Regions from separate parts of the Homo sapiens genome. Here region 2 is linked to region 1. A link is a loop called in an ENCODE intact Hi-C map of the cell type or tissue named here. Cell type or tissue: psoas muscle. All regions are shown on one strand. Links, peaks and the distances in the headings refer to the core of each region. The heading gives the core; the rest is flanking DNA. Region 1 overlaps MAD1L1 (mitotic arrest deficient 1 like 1). Region 2 overlaps MAD1L1 (mitotic arrest deficient 1 like 1).

What was found. Hi-C counts contacts between places; a loop is a spot of excess contacts. Peaks named below come from ENCODE experiments on the same cell type or tissue, not always from the same donor. Only the 100,000 strongest peaks of a DNase experiment are listed, where the experiment ranks them.
Region 2: it touches region 1 in a loop (2.5-fold over the local background); 47 of 110 quality-filtered maps call a loop at or near these places.

Annotation. Positions count from the first base shown.
Region 1 is chr7:2,103,415-2,106,220 of GRCh38, forward strand. All of the region lies in intron 11 of MAD1L1 (mitotic arrest deficient 1 like 1), which reads right to left. Among named protein-coding and RNA genes, the nearest start is that of SNORA114, 16 kb to the left of the region's middle. RefSeq lists enhancers at 1-640, 860-1,154, 1,974-2,641. In psoas muscle, for the core only: a CTCF peak has its summit at 1,062 (motif pointing right); a DNase peak (open chromatin) is centred at 997; H3K4me3 peaks cover 762 bases; H3K27ac peaks cover 386 bases.
Region 2 is chr7:2,193,769-2,196,574 of GRCh38, forward strand. The region is part of intron 10 of MAD1L1 (mitotic arrest deficient 1 like 1); the gene reads right to left. Among named protein-coding and RNA genes, the nearest start is that of MAD1L1, 38 kb to the right of the region's middle. RefSeq lists an enhancer at 1,666-1,960. In psoas muscle, for the core only: a CTCF peak has its summit at 1,397 (motif pointing left); a DNase peak (open chromatin) is centred at 2,123; H3K27ac peaks cover 1,057 bases.

The DNA.
Region 1 (2,806 bases), core at 54-2,553:
AAGAAGTGGGTGAGCACCTGAGAGGACAGAGGGTGAGGCGATACAGCAGTGCAGCAGATCTCACCCGCCCCCGAGGCCACTGCACAGCGGCGGGGCTCTCGACCACCGTGCTCTTTGTTGGGCGGGGCAACCGCAGATGGGCCAGCACTGGGGCAAAGCCCACCACCAGGCAGCCCTGGGAGCCCCTGCGAAGGCCTCTCAGGAGCCGGGCAGCACAGCCAGAACACTGAGACTCGATCCCACAGGGGAGAAGGAGGGAGCGGCCACGAGGAGGAGCCAGGGAGGCGGCTACTCAGAGGGCAGGTGCTGTCCTCCTCCCTGCCCAGATCCCAGCAGTGTGGCATAAGCAGACCCCCTGAACCACTGTGCACGGAGTCCCTCCGCATCCCCAGGCAGAGGGACAGTCTCACAGGTGGTGTCCGGACTCTGGAGATGGGGTGGGAAAAGGCAAGGAATGCGGGGAGACCACCAGTTCTGATGCCACGCCATACAACACTCCACCCCGCTGGACGTCGGAGAAAGAGGCCCCCAGACACATGGCAGAGAATCAAATATGCAGCCGGTGTCTGGAAATCATTCAATGAAGGTAAGGAGTGTGCTCCTCAGCAGCCTGCCTTGAGCAAAAGCATCTCGTGGCAGATAAGTAATGATCAGAGCTCTCCGGGCCAACTGCACAACAGGCCATATCTGTTATTAAAGGCATGCTGCTTTGATGACCAGAAACCTGGATTAGAACCACGGCAGGCTGGGCCTCCATTTGGGGAACCAGGACAAAGGCAGAGCAGATAGCGGCAAACTCCTCCACAGAGGCAAGCCCGGAGTCCCCTGTGCACTGGCGGAGGCTGCTCAGCCCGAGTGGCACTGCACAGGCTCCTGAAGGCAGATGAGGCCCCGGAGAGAAAACACAGGAAGACAGCCCCCACAGCCCCGCCCCTCCGCGAAGGAGAGCCGTCACGGCGGCGCAATAGCAGGCCAAGGGGGACGCAGTCTGGCATGTGGAGGCGGCCTGTTGCGTCAGATCCCTGACCCGCATGTCAAACACGCTGGTGCCTACAGGGGGCGGCTGCGGCACCTGGACACTCGGAACACGCGCTCTGCCACCAGAGACAGGCTGGGCTCAAATGAGAAGGAATGAAATGCCAGCAACTACAGATCTTCCACGAAAGCTCCCCTTAAGCCAGCTCTTCGGTTTAAATGAATTTACTCCTCGTTAAATTCTTAACCTGAAAACATAACTGTTTTATACTTACATGCCTCATTGTGACATCCCTAACGCCTTTGAAAACATAACTGTTTTATACTTACATGCCTCATTGTGACATCCCTAACGCCTTTGCCATGAAAGACCTCACTGCCAAATCCCACTTTAATTATCTGAGCACAGGTCACATAAATCACTGCAGCTCCCACGCCAGGCCGTGCACAGCCATGTGGGCTCAGCCTGCAGCTGCCTCTCCTTCCAACGTGCAATGCAGGGTAGGTCCCCCCGCAAGCCCTGGGGACTCTTTCCGGAGCTCAGGGAAGGAAACCGCTCACCTCCTAAATGTTAAAACACGAAGGGAACTACGCACAGCCCGCCTGGAGATGGGATTCCTGGCACAGCCTGAGGGCTGACCCACCCAGTCAGAGCCCGGCTTCCCCAGGGGCCGGACACCGCAGTGAGGGGCTGTTCTGAAAAGAGGTCTGCCGGGAAGAAACTGGCTGTGCCTCTGCAGCCCGGGAGAGCCTCACTCTCTGAGGCCACAAACACCGCACCGTCCTGCTTGGGGATATTCCAGTGAGCAGAAAGGGAAGGTCTCTGCCGACAAGGGGTTGGTTACTAACAAAGGGCACTAACACACGAGCTGGCTTCAGGTGGTCACAGCCTGAAAGGCAACAAAGCCAGCAGCGAGGTGGAGTGAGGGGGCCCAGCTAAGAGCAGGGGAGGAAGGCCACTCAGGGCAGAACAGGCCGCAGAAACCGCAGTGCCCTACGGGGCGGTCTCTGCTGGCCTGGCAGCAGCAGGCAGAGCAAAGCGTGGGCTCCACGGGAGGGTGGGCGGGCACAGCCTGCGCTGGGGCAAGGCAGGGAGCGTGGATCATCACCCGAGGCATTCATAAAGGACAACCCAAATGTCTGCTTTGTGGCTGCTCCTACACTGCCCTGAAGCCAGGAAGTAACGAGGCCAGGAAGCCCTGGGACCAGCCATGCAGCCTTGCCAAGGCCAGCCACGCACTGTGAAGGTTCTGAGGGAAAATGGGGCCTCTCTCACCACAGCCCTGCTTTACCTGGTGGCCTCGGCCTGTCTCCTCACCCCCGCACGGTCCAGTAAGAGACCACCTTCCAGATGAGACCAGAAAGTCCAGGCACGTGAGACGCCCAGCCAAAACCCCAGTACCACCAGCTCCAGCTCTCTCCTCCTCAACGCTCCTCACCCACCCCGCTCCCCAGCTCCAGGGTAGGGCAGCAGGAAAGGCCCCCATCGTCACAGATGCCACCTAGCAACACCTTCTGGAGCACAGTCCCAGAGCCCTATCCAGCTGCGGCCCCACAACCAAAGGGCACCAACACCTCAGCCCTGCCCCTGCCCCTGCCCCACATATGGCCCCGCCCCTGCCCCACACATGGCCCCGCCCCTCCATTCTGCCCAGCACGAAGCCCCACCCCCCAGACCTATCTATCACACACAGCGCCAGCCATCACACAGCCCCGCCCCTCCACCCTGCCCAGCACACAGTCCCGCCTCCCACCCCCAGCACAGGGCCCTTGCCCCATTACGCCTAGGCTAGGAATTGGGCCCTTAGTGCTGGCACATCGGCAGCACCCC
Region 2 (2,806 bases), core at 190-2,689, 90 kb after region 1:
AGTCTCACCCTAGGCTCTCTTCCACAACCACCCTCAGGCAAGGCCACACCGTCGCCCAACTGTCCCAAATCTGGAAAGGAAGAAACCACCATGATGCTGTGTGGGCAGCAAAAGGCTCTGCATGGGAAAGAAAAGCTGCAGGGAAAAGGCAGCAAGGCTCTGCATGGATTTTTTTTTTTTTTTTTTTTTTTTTGAGTCGGGTTCTTGCTCTATCACCTAGGCTGGAGTGCAGTGGCATGATCTCGGCTCACTGCAGCCTCGGCCTCCTGGGCTCAGGTGATCCTCCTGACTTGGCCTCTCGAGTTGTTGGGACCATGGGTGCGTGCCACCATGCCTGGCTAATTTTTTTGTGTGTGTGTGTATTCTTTTGCAGAGATGAGGTCTCACTATGTTGCCCAGGCTGGTCCTGAACTCCTGAGGTCAAGCAATCTGCCTACCACCTCAGCCTCCCAAAGTGCGGGGATTACGGGCGTGAGCCACTATGCCCAGCCTCTGCATGGATTTTTTAAACCAAAATTAAATGGCTAGCCCTGTATCCTCAGGTAGGAGTTAGCAGGCATGGCCTTCAGGCCAAACCTACTCCCACCCCAGCTGTCTTGAAAATAAAGTCTTACTGGAACACAGCCATATCCATTCATTTACGCACTGTCTACAGCAGCTTTTGCACTAAAATCAGTGACAGTCCTGTTTCATCCTGGGTCATCTCAGTTTTCACATGAAAGGTCCCACCTCCCAAGCAAAACTCCTCAGTCTCAGACAAGCCGTGAGGGCTAATCACCCTATTCTGGGCTAGAAAGGCAGAGCCAACTAATTGTAACAGAGACCTTATGGCCCCCAAAGCTACAAAGTAAATATTTACTATTAATACCCAGCCCTTTACAGAAAAAACGTACCAGACTCTGCCCTAAATCCATCCCAACCTATCATAGGTACCCACTGTTTAGTTACAGAAACTCAAAGAAAACCTAGCATACTAAATGATGAAACAAGAGAAAGTACCTTTTCTATTATTAAAAGTCTTTGGGCTGGACGCAGTGGCTCATACTGATAATCCCAGCACTTTGGGAGGCCGAGGAAGGCAGATCACCTGAAGTTAGGAGTTCAAGACCATCCTGGCCAACATGCCAAAACCCCATCTCTACTAAAAAAACAAATACAATAATACAAAAATTAGCCAGGCGTGCTGATGCGCACCTGTAGTCCCAGCTACTCGGGAGGCTGAGGCAGGAGAATCGCTTGAACCTGGGAGGCTGAGGTTGCAGCAAGCAGAGATCATGCCACTGCACTCCAGCCTGGGCAACACAGCAAGACTCTGTCTCAAAAAAAAAAAAAAAGTATTTGAATCTAAAGCTCAAGCTTAGAAAACTTACAGATAACTTAGCAGTGACCCCTACTGGGTTATCTATGCCACTTCAGCTAAGCTCTCGTAAACAATAAAAACACCTAAACTAAAAGAAATGCTTGTAATAGCTACCAATGACACTCTTTTCAACTCAGTCTACTAAAAATACCTACTTTTCTTATCCGAGTCAATAAAAAGTGAGCTTTGATTTAAAGGAACCTAGTTGATACCTGCATTTTGTAATTGCAATCCTAATAAAAGGCAAAATACTCCTGAGACCTAATTGCAGTAAACGCTAGCAATGCAGGAAAAGTAAAAACTAGAAAGAGCAAATGGGAATACCAAGAATTGTGTGTCAAAATGTCCTCCAAATAGACTCGTAAATAATTCCTATCAGCTCAAAAGCAGACAAACAGCAGTGCTCTGAAAAATTACACGGGGTGGAAGCCTGCCCCTCCCTTGCTGTGGGAGGACTGTTTGATTCCATGAAACTGAAGAGTAGTTTGCACCTGATAAAAAATTAATTGCTAATCTTCTAACTCAGCCACCTCCGCGAACAAGATAGTATTGTGTTGCAGCCTCAGAAGTTAAACGCTTCCTCTCCCAAGTAATTACTGCTCTTACTCTACCTTGCAGAGAGCCTCCTCCCACTGAAAACCAAATCCCAGAACTGCCAGGAGGTGCTTGGCTCCCAGCAAAGGCAGGCAGGTCAGCCCTCCAGCAGGCTGGTAGGTCCTTCTTGCCAAAGTTCGGCTGGGAGCCATCAGGTCTGAAAAAGAAGCTATCAGCTGATGGGCTTCATGCCCGCACATGTGCTGAGTTCCGCTCAGGCTAAATGGATGGCAGCTCCCAACAGAATCCTTTCAGTGCCAGCATCGGGCTGATCAGCTCACAAAAATGCAGGATCCAGCTGCATGGCACCATGTGGCCAGCCAGATGGATGGAGGTTATTGAGGGCACAGCTCACCATACTCCAGGATCAGCCAAGCATTCCGGCAACAGGGCCACAAATTCACTGGATGCCCTTGGGCCAGTCAGCCCCTCCCAGAACCCAGCTTAGTCCACAGGGTTCTGAGGAAGAACGAATGAGACGCTGATTATCAACAGGCTTTGTCAACTACACAGCAGCTCTCCAGAGCCAACCACCACCGTCAACAGTGCCATCCTGCCAGCAAAGTGAAGACCCTCTTGAGAACAGGCTCTGTCTTTAAACAAATAAACTCTAGAAACTCTTGTAAGCCACCTGTTTCCAAACCAGGGAAAACGTCTGGCCTTCATTCCCACCAGCGTCATTCATATCCAACAAGGCCGTCTCCAACTAAGATACTCCCGCAAAACGCTCCTGCGGCATCTTCCAAAAGATTGCATCTGAGGAGGCACCCCTGTTGTTTTCATTGTTTAAAGCTGTCTGTGTGTGTGCACTACGTGGGCAGACTGTGCTGTGCTCGTCACAGCGTCGCCAGA